Regions from separate parts of the Homo sapiens genome. Here region 1 is linked to region 2. The links are chromatin contacts, found by Hi-C or POLR2A ChIA-PET in ENCODE. All regions are on one chromosome and are shown on one strand. The core of a region is the stretch at or near the end of the contact, and the rest is flanking DNA. Distances in the headings are between cores, read along the strand shown.

Region 1 (6,958 bases), core at 2,597-5,096, 180 kb before region 2:
TCTGATAGACGTTCCAGAAAGAATGTGATTATAAAGTGCTTTGTCAGGCTTGAGAAAGGAGATGGGCCTCTACAGCTTTTCCCTACCGTAATTCAAAGTGACTTCATAACATTTAGCATGTTAAAATGAAGCAGCCACCACATTTGTGCAGAGAACAAATCAAACTAACCTTGGTCCCAAACCTCCCAGGAGCGCATGCTTAAGAATGTCTTCTGTTGGCCAGGCGCGGTGGCTCATGCCTGTAATCCCAGCACTTTGGGAGGCCGAGGCAGGTGGATCACGAGTTCAGGAGATTGCGACCATCCTGGCTAACATGGTGAAACCCCGTCTCTACTAAACATACAAAAAATTAGCCGGGCGTGGTGGCAGGTGCCTGTAGTCCCAGCTACCCGGGAGGCTGAGGCAGGAGAATGGCATGAACCTGGGAGGCAGAGGTTGCAGTGAGCCGAGATCGCGCCACGGCACTCCAGCCTGGGTGACAGAGCGAGACTCCATCTTAAATAAATAAATAAATAAATAAATAAATAAATAAATAAAAATAATGTCTTCTGTTTCTGAAACAGGGACGAAGATGGTACAAAGGAAGGAGGCTCAGGAAGCCCCAAACCCAAGGGCATCCCAATTTGTTCTAGGAGATGAACAGTGAGTGCCTGAGAACACAAAACATGACTGGAGTCATTCTCACAGCAAAAGCAAACCTGAAAAGAGATTGAATCCATATTGGTGGCTGAGCATGGGAAAAGTTTAATGGTTGTTCTAGGAAGAGAAAGCAAATGAGGCAGGGGGCGAATCCCTGCTTTTCCTGCCTAAAGTTGGATAGAATGTGCTTTATTTCCTCATTTCTCTGCTCCACTGGGTTTCCATGAGACCACCTTCCTGGCTGTCTCTTCTGTCCAGGGGTGCTGCTGCCGCCTGGCACAGAGGAAGGGGCACTGGAGACTGGCTGAGCTGGGCAGGTGCCCTGATCCACCACGCCTGTCATGCAGAGCTATGCTAGCCTTGGATCCCTCCTGGGAGAGGGCCATGTTGGTGGGAGGCCCAGCCTGGAGAGAAAGCACAGGAGCGTGGGGGCACAGGCACACTGGGGTGGGCAGCTGCTTCCAGGCCAGAAGCTGCTAGAGTTGCTGGAGACTTGCAGGCTGGACCCATGGCAGCAGAGCTGCAGCACCGAGCTCGTGAAGGTCAGCAGCGGTTTGAGCACGGAAGCTCAGCGCTCAGACCTCAGAGTTTGAACCAATGACTGGGGCTTTGGAGGCATTTGGGGACACACCCTCCATCTGCATGCTCTTGTTTGTATGATGATGTCAGTTAGACATGCTGGGGCCCCTCGGGCAGGCGGAGGGGACCTGTGTGGCCCAGCTCTAGGAGACAAACGGATGGATGCTACTTGGCCACTTGGCCACACAGCTGAGTGCTTCTTGTGGCATGAGGCCTTTCTGTGGCCCATCCATGATGAGACAAGCACAGACATTGGGGGTGCTTTTAAAAGCATGACGATGGCAGCGCCACGACCCCCAAGCATGTAGTCGGAGCTCAGCCCAGTCTGGGTGATGTCAGACTCACATAGTGGGTCGTGTGTGACGTGAGCTGCAGGGGACCCCATATGGGTGTCTGATTAGCAACACAAATCCAGCCCTTTGGCCCAGAGAGCTTGGGAAGCTGTAGCTGCCTGACCTCCCCATGAGCCGACTCAAGGCTCCCCTGAGGACACCCAGAAATGGTGGGGGAATGTGGCGCGGGGTGGGGGAGTCTGCTTTCTGTGAGCCAGGCTGCTAGTGCCCAGGGCTGCTGTCCTTTGGCATTAGATATGCACGGGATCTTCACTTGGAGCCACAGGATATGGTGAGTATCAAGGGAAAGACTGTGTGTAGCCCGGGGGTTATGTGTTCGAGCCCTGGAGCCGGGGGCTTGGCTTTGAAGCCTGCCCATGCTGCTTCTTAGCATGAGGACTCCCGGCAAGTTGCCTAGCTTCCCTGTGCCTCAGTTTCCCACCTATGAAATGGGCCTCAGTGAGTGCCTGTGGCCAGAGCCAGCAGACAGCAGGGAATCGATGCATGAGGCCCTCCACGCCCTCTGTCATCAAGTCCTTCCCCGAGGGTCTCTCTCTCCACAAAGACCACCTCCTGGGAGCGGTCTTCCTGGACCCCTGCCATCCTTTGTCACTTCTCTGCGTTATGTTTTTATTTGTGACTCTTCTGGTAGAACATGAGCTTCAGGAGAAAAGACTTCACCAGCCCTGCCTGGGGCCGCATCCTGGTGCCCAGGATTGTGGGTGTCAAGGAGGACTTTTGTGTGAATGAGTGAACAGACACTTTCACATGCCGCCCTGGCTTACCAGCAGCTATGAGCTCCCGCACGGGGGTATCTGGGCCCGTCCGCTCTCAGGTCCAGCTCTCAGGAGCAGCTCCACAGAGCCCATGGGAGGAAAGTTCAGTAGAGGCAACTCCCGCCAGCTATGCACAAGCAGACACTGTAGCTGGTGCCTCCGGAGGCGGTATGGACTGATACTGCCAAGAGTCTCTGAAATGCCTGGCTGGAAATAGGGAAAGTGGAGCCACATTGTCATCCAGCAAAAGCCAAGCTGCGGGCAGGTTTCCTCTCCTAGTTTTCATGTTTAGCCGAGCCCACCTCCCTCAGCTCACAAGCCCCAGTGGGGACAGCCTCAGCAGCAGTGGCTTCCTCTGCCTGGTCACCTCCTGGAGCCTCTGGCCTTTCCTGCTAACTGGGGATAATGAGATTGCACACACCCTCCCGTCGTCACAAGTGTGGCATGGACACTGTATGTGGCACGTGGTTCACTTGCCTTAACCAATGGCAGTCGGATGTCTGGGTTGTAGAACATGCCATCAACAGGTTCCTTCCTCTATTTAAGAAGGTGTCTCTTTGACCTCATCTCCCACCACCCTCCTGCTCATTCACTAGCTTTAACGGCTTTCAGGCCAGGGAGGGTTTCCAACCACCTTGACCTGGGGCAGGATCCAGAAGGAACATGTCCCGTGGTCAAGGTCGTCTGCCCACCGTACAGATTCTAGAGCTCATGGCTCAGTGGGGTCCCTGTGGGAGAAAGGAAACCAGAAGGAAGTCAGAAAGAGGCTGGCCTCATCTTGGCGGCTCATCTGCTGTGTGTCTCTGAGCAAGTCACATGGCTGTGCTGGGCTTCAGTTCCCTCAACAGTAAAATGGGCATAATAAGATCCATGTCATCATGGCCCCTGCTTTTATCTCTTCCCAGCTGTGTGGGCCTCAGATCGTCACTCCACAGCTCTGGGTGCCTTCCCTGGCACTGAAATGGGGTCAGAATCGTACCTATCTCAGGTTGCTACAGAGCGAATACCGTCTGCAACTCCCTGGCACTTGGTAGGTGCTAAGTAAACATCCAGTTCATCATGAGTGATAGGGGGTCGCTCAGACAAGCTGGCAGTAAGAGAAGAACAGTCCTCTGGAATAAACCCTGGGTGAGGGTGTGTATAAAAAGGGTCTTTGAAAATGGTGGCAAGGCTGAAAAACACAAAGACGAGAGAACTGGGAGGAAGGGAGAAACAAAGCACGTGTTCCCAGCTGGGACTGGGTGGATGGGAGCCAGTCCTGCATCTGACACTCTGGTGTTTGGTATCGCCGGCCTGGGGTCCAGGACCTCCTGGCTCCAAGCCACATGTTAAGTGGAGCCATCTGTCTCCTGGAAGCGTGGCAGGTAACCAAGAGAGAGACATGCGTGGACGGGGGACCCGCCTGTAGCACATTCCTCTCTCTGCCGCACTTTGAGGGGGCCGGAGAGTCTGGGGGACCAGGAAGCAGCCTAGTCTGGGAAATATTAACCGCACAGCCGCAGCTCACCAGATGGCAGACCCCACAAACGGCTTCCAGACGAGTCCTGGGCTGGAGAGCGGCCCAGTCAGAACGCCAGCTTCTGAAAGCTCCACCGCAAGAAAATGTGGGCCGCATTATGAGTGTGGCAAAAACAAGGCCGGGCAAGCTCAGGTCTCTCCTGAGTTCTGTCAGCAAAAAACCCACCAGAAATTATAGACCCGAAGCCCTTTCTTGTGGGACTGCTGAGGGCCAAGAGGGGCGGAGCAGGCTGAGAAGCAGGTTTTAATTCCAACTGTCTCTTACCAGCTGGGTGACCTTGGGCAAGTTACCTCCCCTCTCTGCACCTCAGTGTAAAAAGTGTAAAACAAAGCCAGGTGCGGTGGCTCACACCTGTAACCCCAGCACTTGGGGAGGCTGAGGCAGGAAGATTGCTTGAGCCCAGGAGCTCGAGACCAGCCTGGGCAATGTAGCGAAATCCTGTCTATACAAAAAATACAAAAATTAGCCAGATGTAGTGGCACACATCTGTGGTCCCAGCTCCTCGGGAGGCTGAGGAGGGAAGGTCGTTTGAGCTGGGGAGGTCGTTTGAGCTGTACGACTGCACTCAACCTGAGTGAGTATGAGACCCTGTCTCAAAAAAAGAGACTGAAAGTCTTCTCCAAGTGTCCCTTTCCACAATTATGAGTCTAAGCTTCCCTGATGTCTGACTTTCTGTCCTCTCGCTCTGAAACTCTGAAAGGGAGAGTGTACATAAGGACCAGCAAGGCCACGTTCGAATCCTACAGGCTTTCAAAAGCCAGGCTTGGATCCTGGGACAGCCAGGAATGTATCAGGTGCAGGTGATGAGAAGCACAGCTCAGAGCAGCCTGAGTGCAGAGGGACAGTTACAGGTTTTTGGAACATAAAGGCCAGTTGGCTTCAGGCATGGTCTATCCAGAATCTCACACAACGTCACCATCCCGCTTCCCTCTCACCCAGTTCTGTCATTCAGATGAACATGCACCTCGTGGTCGCAAATAGACCCCCCAGCAGCTCCAGGGTAACACCTGCTGCATCCCCTCAGCAGCCCTGATGGAAAGACAGCGTTCCGCCCCTGTTGGTTCCAGCGGAGCCCAAGGATTGCTTTGTATTTCCCAGCCTTGTCCACGTGGCCATCCCTGAATCAGTGGCTGAGGTTGGGCATGGATGCAGCCCCCATCACGGACGTAGACGAGAAGTCCGCTGTGTGGGCTTCCCACAGCTGCGGAACCACATGACCACACGCTTACTGGCTGAAAACAAAACGTGCTTATGATCTTGCAGACCTAGAGGCCAGTCTAGAAATCCGCAATGGGTCTCTAAAATCAAGATGTCGAGCAGACTGTGTTCCTTCTGGACACTCCAGAGGAGAATTCACATCTTATGTTCCCCACTGGTAGAGGCCCCCACGCTCCTTGCCCTGTGGCCCTTCCTCCACATTCAGAGCCTGGCCGGGCGTCTCTCACATCATATCGCTCTGTGCCGATTCTCCTGCCTCCTCTTCTACTTTGTGTTTCCAAAACCACAAAGGTTTGAGGGCCCTTGTGTTTCCACTGGGCCAATCTGCTAATCCCAGATAATCTCCCATCTCAGGGTTGACCGATAAGCGACCTGAGTTCCATCTGCAGCCTTAGTCCCCCTTGGGCCTGTAACATAACGTAGCACAGATTCTGAGGCTTAGGACATGGGCATCTTTGAGAGGCCATCCTGCTGTTGACCACACCAGCTTTGCCAGTTCTCATTCCTTTTCTCTGTAGAATGGGACAAAGGTATGGCTCGTTGAAAGGATTGTTGTAAGGCTGTAAGCAGACGGTGCACAGACAGTCCTAAGCACAGAGCCCAGCACACAGTGAGTGCTTAACAAGCAGGGGGAGCACCCGCCAGCCTCCAAATTTTTCTGCAGGCTTGCTCGGCAAGCATTTCTGAGACGCTGCAAGGTTATGTTGGAAGGGAAGTAACACAGTTTTTTTCGGTAATTAAATCATGTAAAGTAGCAACTCAACTCTGGGCCTCAAAGCCTGAGATCTCCAACATTCCTGATGCTATTTATGCTACTGCTGCTTTGACGGGTGGAGAGTACATGTTTCTACCAGACACCACTGCATGCGAGGGCTCAAGAGAGAAGGAAAGAGTCCACAGCCACCCTGGGAGGGTGGGGGCTGCTCTGTTCCAAGGACATCGGGGTTCCTGACACCTTCCCCTCCACTAACCCACCCTTCTCTCCACCATCCACCGTAGCAGCTTGAGTGTTCAAAGGTGCCTGGCATACAGTAGCTGCTCAATAAATGGTCTTCAATCTTAATGACAACGAGATGAGTAGGGAGGTTTAGTCAGGGAAGGTGCAGGGTCCCACCTGCCCTGCTCGGGCTTGGAAGTCCCGTTGGTTTTACCATGCTAGACCAGGACCTGCAGCACCCAGCCTGGGACCCAGCCGGTGCTCCGGAAATGCTGGAGAACAAAGATGCAGCCAGGAGAGGCCCCCGAGGGCAGGAAGACTAGAGTCCTAGCCCTGGCTCTAAGCCTCAGTTTCCTCACCTCCAAGTGGGAGAGATCCTTGGTGCTGGCCACGCGGGACTCTCCTTGGATGGGAAGAGCCAAGAGCAGCCTTTCTGAGCCTGGAAGACTGCCCTCGCCCTCTGCTGTCTCCCAGCCTTGCCTCTGCTGGTCTCCAGCCTGGGTCCCATGGGAACTGTTAGGGGTCAAGAGACCAGTTTTGCCAACTCTGCAAGCCCCCGGGAGCCTGAGCTCATTGTATCAATGAGGAATCTGAGGCACAGAGAGGGACAGGAACCGGCTGAAGGGCACACAGCACAGAAGACATCCGGCACTAGAGCACCAGTCCCCGTCTTCATCACCAATTACAGTGAGCAACGGAGGGCCTGCTTGCTCACCTTCCCAGACGGCAGACAAGAGAGACAGAAAGCAAAGCAGGAAGCGCCAGCTGGACCCTCAGCCCTCACGCCTTCTCCTCGAAAGCTAATTAGGGAGTTTACGATCTCATGTGCACAGTCACCGCGTTCTGACAGCTGTGTGCACCTCAGTGTGATCAAGCCCCCATCCCCGTCAACCTTGTTGTTATTGATTTGTAAGCAGCTCAATTGTCTGGGAAAAGACAGCGCGGCCGCTGGCATCTC
Region 2 (6,423 bases), core at 347-2,846:
GGAAGAGGCTTCGTGATCCACTCACGCACTCAGCTGACTCTCGAGCAGCCTCGGGTCGCAGGCTCTGTGCAGGGCCTGGGGAGAGGGCAGCACACAGGTCCTTGCTGTCATGGAGCTGACGTTCCAGGAGGGAGATGAGACGCCCAGTGGTGATAGCGCCATGCAGGAGATGCGACCACTGGGACCTGGGGGAGCCTCTGCGAGGAACCCTCGGCTAGGGAGGCAGGGCTGGGCTCACAAGCAGCGCAAGCTGACCCCCGTCTTGACCCACATCTCTCGAGGCTGAGTGGAGACAGACCTAGAGAGATGAGGCTGAAAGCAGGGAGGCACCTGGGGCAGGCAGCACAGGAAGGCATTCTGGGTCCACACAGAGGCCTGACACAACAGGATGGTGGAGACGAGGGGCCGGCATTTGGCTCTTACCCACCGGGGTAGTGGTGGGAAAGGTGCCTGCAGTCCTGCAGCCCTGACCCAGACGGAAGGGAGGTGGCGGCCCTGCCCTCGTGCCCGTGCTATGCTGACATCTGGTCATGTGGTCACAATGCCTTGGAGAGCCATAGAGGCAACAGGACACCAGGTCCCGGGGCCTAAGTTTAATCCCATCTCCACCAGTACTGGCCACGTGCCCTCAGACCTGTCCCTGATCTACAAAATGGGGCTTCAGATCCCCCATTTGTAAAATGGGCTGACAGTCACATCCACCTCCCCAGAGATTCAGGGCTTTAGCACAGAGCACGGGTCTGGTCATTACTGGCTATAAAAGCACTTCCATCCATCCATCCATCCACCTGACAGATCTCTACCCAGCACACACACGGGGTATGCAAAATTCCCCCTGCGTTTGGGAAGTGGCTGTGAGCCAGTCCCAGGGGGTGCTGCTGGTGAGTTGGATGGGCGCAGACAGGAGCAGGTGCACGGATGAAGGAAGCCGAGGGCCGTGGCCAGGAAGTTGGGGCGAGCTGCTCTTGAGGCCGTGCTGTGCAGGACCAGGTGAAGTGGGCGCGGGAGTGTGAGGAGGACAGAGCCCTGCAGGAGGGACCCCGCTCTCCATTACAGTCCTGGGTGTTGATCTCTCAGAGTTGTGAGCATTGGTGGGTGTTCTGGAAACCCCAAGAATTTCCCTTTCGAATCTCCACAAAGTCAGGGGCAAACAGGGCAGATCTGGGTCGGTGGGAACTTGCCCGCCTCTGACGGTGAACTCCCGGCTCCATGTCGGCCGCCTGAAGCCCGGCTGTTCGGTATCCTTCAGCAGGTGGACCAAAGGGCGGCACAGAGTTAATCTCTTAATGGCTTCCATCTCTGCACCCAGGATGTGTAACTCAACCACGTGGGGCAGGAAGCGGCTGTTTAAAGAGCAGGCTGGGAACTGTGGGGAGGAGGTGGCACGTGGCCAGCCCTGGGGCTGCGGCACGTCTCTGAGCCGGGGCTCACCAGGTGTGGGGAGGACTCACAGAACAGGCAGCACTGAGTGTGGCCTCCCCACTTCTGGGGACGCCTGGGGTTGGTGGTGGCGCCCAGAGTCCCTGGGCTGAGCCAAGTCAGCTGAGAAGCCTGTTGGCCACAGTCCCTAGCCGGAAGGCCTGTCCCTGGCAGGTCTGGACACCTCTGCTTGCATCAGGCCCCAGCCTCAGTGCGTCACCAGGTTGCCAGGGCAAGGAGCATCAGCCCTGGGACCTCTGATGGGAATGCCTGGCCCACAGACCCGGGGCCCACTGTGCGTCCCAGCACGCTGTCCGGAGGGCGTGCTGCAGACCTGCTGCTCTCAAGCCCCGACGTGTTTATTTGCTGTTGCTACCACTCCAGCAACAAGCACTGGTTACGTCTGCCCAGGGATGCCATCAGGGACTTCAGGGGTTCACCCCACTTTCCAGAGGAGAAACTGGGGATGAGAGAGGTGGAACATTTGCCGGAGGCCACACTGCTTGTCACTGCCGGTGTGAAGAGCCCACAGCCTATTCCGTCCTCCCTCAAGTGCTGGGGAGAGTGACGGTGCCTGGACATTCCAGAAGGCACCAGCCCTGGAGGGGCACTAACTCCAGGCTGGACTCACCTTGCCCCTCGGAGCCTCAGTGTGTGCATCTCCACAGTGGGTTGAAGCTAGGCCTGTGCGGCCCGTGGTCATGGGGAGGATGCAGTTAGTGGAGAGTGTACCGTACCCAGAGGCCGACTGCAGGGGCTTCACTGTTGTGGAGCAGGAGACGGCACCTGGGATCCTGCTGCCAGGAAGGGGTAGGATTCCGTCACACCTTCGGCCAATAGAAAGTCTCCTCCCACTGTCTACCCAGCCGCCTGCACAGCCGCCCGGGATGCCTGGCTGGGTAAACGTGGAGCCTCACTAGGCCTAAAGCAGAATGTGGCAGCTCCCCTGGGGACCCCCTGCCAGACAGGAGTCCCTGGGCCCCGCGGCCTTCCATAGAGATCCACATACAGCTCTTATCTGTCCCGGGCCCAGTCTACATCCCCCCAGCCCATCCATGCTCTGCCCCTGGCATGGCTATCCGACCATGGCCCCTTTTCAGGGTGACCCTGGGGGTCCCCTCTTGCCTGTATGGAGACAAGAGCTCGTGCCTCACCCACCTGCCTCACCATCTCAGGTAAGACCCTGAGCTCTGAGGTCTTTTCTCGGCCTTGTCACCTCCTTGTTGTGTGACACTGGGCAAGGATCTGCCCTCTGAGGGTGAGGCTCCAGTGCAGGCAAGCCCCTCGACCAGGGATGGCACTTCCACCCTGGCGCTGCTCCGAGGGTATTCGGGACATGATGCAGAACGTCACTGCAGTGACCGCCCAGCCACGGAGTGGCGCAGACTTCAGGTTTACCCAGAAAGGCAATCCCAGTCTTTGTGCCCAAGGCCTGCTCAGACTAGGAACTCAGGCCTTGGATGGGGTGACCCTTTGTCCTCTTTATCCCCCAATCAGTCCTCAGTGTGGGTCTCCTGCTCCCGAGAGAACCCAGCCCACCAAGGGCCCATTTCCCAGGGGCAGGGACAAGACTGTGGCCAGGCCAATGTGCGACAATCTGCCAGCAGCGGGAGCCAAAGACCTAGCGTCCACTCCCATGGCCTCAGGAGATACCGAATTCCCCCAGGCCCCTTGTGCTGGGCTGTGGGGGAATTCAGTATCTCCTGAGGACATGGGAGGTACCGAATTTTTTAGGAACATCTCTTTATTCTTTAGAAACATCTCTGAGTCCTCGAAGTTTGATAGAAGGCCATCCCGTCCCCTTGGATGTTCCTGGGGACTCCAGGGGAAGAATGGGCAGCTACGTTCTGGCCTCGTGGTGTTAAGACTCTGGAGGGGTCTGGGAGGAGCTGCCTGAGCGTCAGCTCACTGCGGCTGCCTGGTTTTGTCAATGAGGTCTTTTCTGAGTGTGAATGAAGTGTTTTCGAGTGCGTTTTGCCCATAGCTGCGCTTGGCTGTAGCAGCAGGGTTCAGTGGTATGACAGAGACCCGCCGGCCCACAAACCAGAAAATATTTTACTCTCTGGCTCTTTATGGAAACAGTTTTCAGACCCTTGGTCTAGAAGCATCTAAATGGGGAAGGCGCAGGTGGACTGGGTGCGCCCACTTCAAAGAAGAGGAGTCCACCCCGAGCCCTGGGAGTCTGGGAGTGGTTGGAGGCTGCTGGGAGCAGGGGGCTCGTCAGCAGTGGCTGTAGGATTGGAACCTGTCCTTGTCCTCCACCTGGGGTGACTGGCAGACATAGCCAGAGGCTGGGGAAGGTTCCAGACAATTCTGAAGCTGGGCCCACCTCCCCCGACTTCTCAAGCCACTTTGGAACCTAATTCCACAAAGATGACTTGCACGGGTCACCCAGCAACTTCCGCACTTAAGTAGCAACCTGAGCACTCCCTGACTGCATAGCACGCCGGCGCCTGGCACTGGGGAAACGGTAGCAGCTCCTGCAGGGCGAGTGAGACCCCTGAATAGGCCACCGGGGGCAGAGGGACAAAGGCTGTGGTGCAGGAGGGGACTGGAGGAGATGGGAGGAGGTGCCTGACCCGCCTGGGGGGCTAACGGAGAGCTCTGGGGTTAGCACACCTGGGCAGAGGCTTGAGGGGCCAGTCAAAGTTCTTCAGGAAAGGGAGGAAAGAGGGGCCATTGGTCCAGACCCAGGATGGGCTCAGATCCAAAGGCAAGACGTGAGAGTCTGTGTTCACTGGGCACCTTGCAGAACACACTGTATGGTGCATTGCAGGCGCTGTCATCAGCCCGCTATACAGATAGGAAAACCCGTTAAAGGAAACAGCTATACTACGGCCGTGGACATCTAGGGGGTATGGGCCTCGGTAAGGGGTTGGAACTTTCTCTCCTGGAGGCAGCGGGGGGCCCAGACGGTTTAAGCAGAGGAGTGGCAGGGTGTGGGGTGGGGGGCATGAGGGAGATGTTCCCACTTCTGTGAGGAGGAAGGGCCCTGGGGAAGGGCAAGAGTGGAGGAGACCCTGGGAGACCCCTCAAGGACCTCAAAGACCAGCGGCACTCGCAGCCTCTGGGAGATGGTGAGACACGCAGGCTCGCCAGCCCTCCTGCTACAGAATCTGCATTTTTGCAGGCTGCAGATGGACTGTCTGCACATGGAGGCCCTGGTTCCATAGGACTTTGCTGTCCACTAGGCACAGATGCTGGGGAGAGAGGTGGATAGAACTGTCTAATAGAAGGAGAAGTGAGAGGGGATCAAGGGTGGGTGGAACAAGGGTGGTGGGGAGAGGAGCTGTCAGGAATGATCCTGTGGATCTGGCTTTGCAACTTGAAGAATATCAGAGCCATTCGCTAAATCAGGAGACGAGGCAGTTAAGACCTCCTTAAGGGGTAGGAGCGGTCCTGACGGGACAGTTTTGAGGGGCCACAGAGCCTCCTAGTGGCCATATGGGAAATTACCACCCTCTGGCCGTTCCTACCCAGGCTGCAGGTGAGCGGTATCCTACCTGGGAACCCTCAAAAAACCTGCCCCAAGGGAACGTTTGAGGTGATGGACATACTCATTATCTTGATTGTGGTGAGAGGTTCTTGGTATAAATATATGCCCGAACCAAATTGTATGCTTTGAATATGTCCATTTATTTGCATATCAGTTATATTTCAATGAAGCTATAAAAGTAACAGACATCCCTTTCCCCGGGCCCAGGGCTCACCGTCATGGCATTTGGGGAAACTCAGAGGAACTGGTCCTGGCATGGGGTCTCATTTTCCTCAGAGCAGATGGCATAAGCTTCATGAAGTGGCAGCTGTGCCCCTGCACCCAGACCAGAGCTTGGCGCCACAGTGGAACCACACACCTCCTTTGCCAGAGGCTGAATCACTGTTTTATGGCAGAGCAGCCGCCTTGGGCACTTTCCTCAACTCTCCTGTTTTTCACCTGTGAACTGGGACATCAGTAATGATGGGCTCACTAGATCAAGGGAGAGAAAGACTGTAAAGAAATAAATGCATAGAAGCAATGATTAAGTTAGGACAGGTGCTGGAAAGGGAATCAACAGATGACAAGGTTCACGGGAGAGGCCCTTCAGATGCTGGTCTCCAAGGGTCTGCAGGGGACGCTGGAACTGAAAGTGGACAGCAGCGGGCCGTGCAGCCTGGCCTGCCGTGTAAAGGACCTGGGGCTCGGGCTGAGCTTGTTGAGGCCCCAGGGGGCTGGTCAGCATGGCTGGTGGGAGTGTGGAGGTGACACCCAGCACATTCACATGCTACCTGAGTGCCACGTGGGCTCCGGGTGGTTTTTACATTCAAATTCAGCAAGTGCTTGAGCAACTATGAGGCAAGTACTGTAATCTCAAGAACTGTAATTCAGGTACAGAAACTGCAGCGTTGAAATTAAGTAACTTGACGCAGGTCACACAGCCAGCAGGGGGCCCAGGCCCAGGGGAGTGGGGCCAGGGGTGAGGGGCTGAGGCCATGTTCAGCCTGGTGAGAAGCCACTGAGGCCCACGGGAAGCTACAGGCAGCTTTGAGAAGGGGGCCCCACAAGTGGGTGTATGTTTTGGAAAGTGTCAGGCTGGATTTTCAGGGGACAGCAGAGGGCACCTCAGGGATCAGTGAGGAGGTGATTGCGCTCACGTCCTGGAAAAGCGCCCAGGGCCAGGGGCTGGGGAAGCTGGTTCCGATGCAGAGAGGTGGGCGGGTTCAAGAGCTGATTCCAGGGTAAAGGCCTAAGAGTCGAATCTGGGTTGAGCCTTTGCTGTCCCTCCTGCCCACCCCACTGACCCTGCTTGTACGTTTCTTCCTGTGCAGGAAGGATGCCTGTGGCCCTCGGAGAGCACAGTGTCAGGCAACGGAATCCCAGAGGTGAGACCTCCCTCGGCCTCCCCTCCAACACCCCCATCCCACCCTGGGCTGCTCCCGCTGCGGCTGGAACAGTGTGGGCTGCTAAAGGCTCACCCCTCCGCCCTCCTCTGCAGTGCCCTTGCTGCTGGGATCCTCCTTGCCGGA

Evidence for each region. Hi-C counts contacts between places; a loop is a spot of excess contacts on that map. ChIA-PET counts read pairs that join two places held with the same protein, here RNA polymerase II (POLR2A). Pooled maps may share reads with other maps.
Region 1: a map of heart right ventricle shows a loop between it and region 2 (2.1-fold over the local background). The contact joins two enhancer-like sites. A Hi-C loop is called at or near these places in 4 of 168 maps with a recorded cell type or tissue (B cell, IMR-90, K562 and 1 more), 3 of 37 single-sample maps with no recorded cell type and 4 of 50 pooled maps. POLR2A ChIA-PET finds 5 or more read pairs at or near these places in 1 of 52 experiments (Panc1).

The regions. Positions count from the first base shown.
Region 1 is chr20:57,835,724-57,842,681 of GRCh38, reverse strand. No RefSeq gene overlaps it. Among named protein-coding and RNA genes, the nearest start is that of NKILA, 130 kb to the right of the region's middle. RefSeq lists enhancers at 6,164-6,824, 6,825-6,958. Within about 2 kb of position 3,846, at least 2 of the 41 ENCODE cell types and tissues checked have a DNase peak (open chromatin) inside an H3K27ac peak, as active enhancers do; they include heart right ventricle, where a contact is called at or near this core.
Region 2 is chr20:57,652,889-57,659,311 of GRCh38, reverse strand. PMEPA1 (prostate transmembrane protein, androgen induced 1) reads left to right here. Exons shown (of 4, transcript NM_020182.5): 3 at 6,226-6,279. Among named protein-coding and RNA genes, the nearest start is that of ZBP1, 36 kb to the right of the region's middle. RefSeq lists enhancers at 1,447-1,576, 3,412-4,009, 4,010-4,609 and a silencer at 4,803-4,882. Within about 2 kb of position 1,596, at least 12 of the 41 ENCODE cell types and tissues checked have a DNase peak (open chromatin) inside an H3K27ac peak, as active enhancers do; they include heart right ventricle, where a contact is called at or near this core.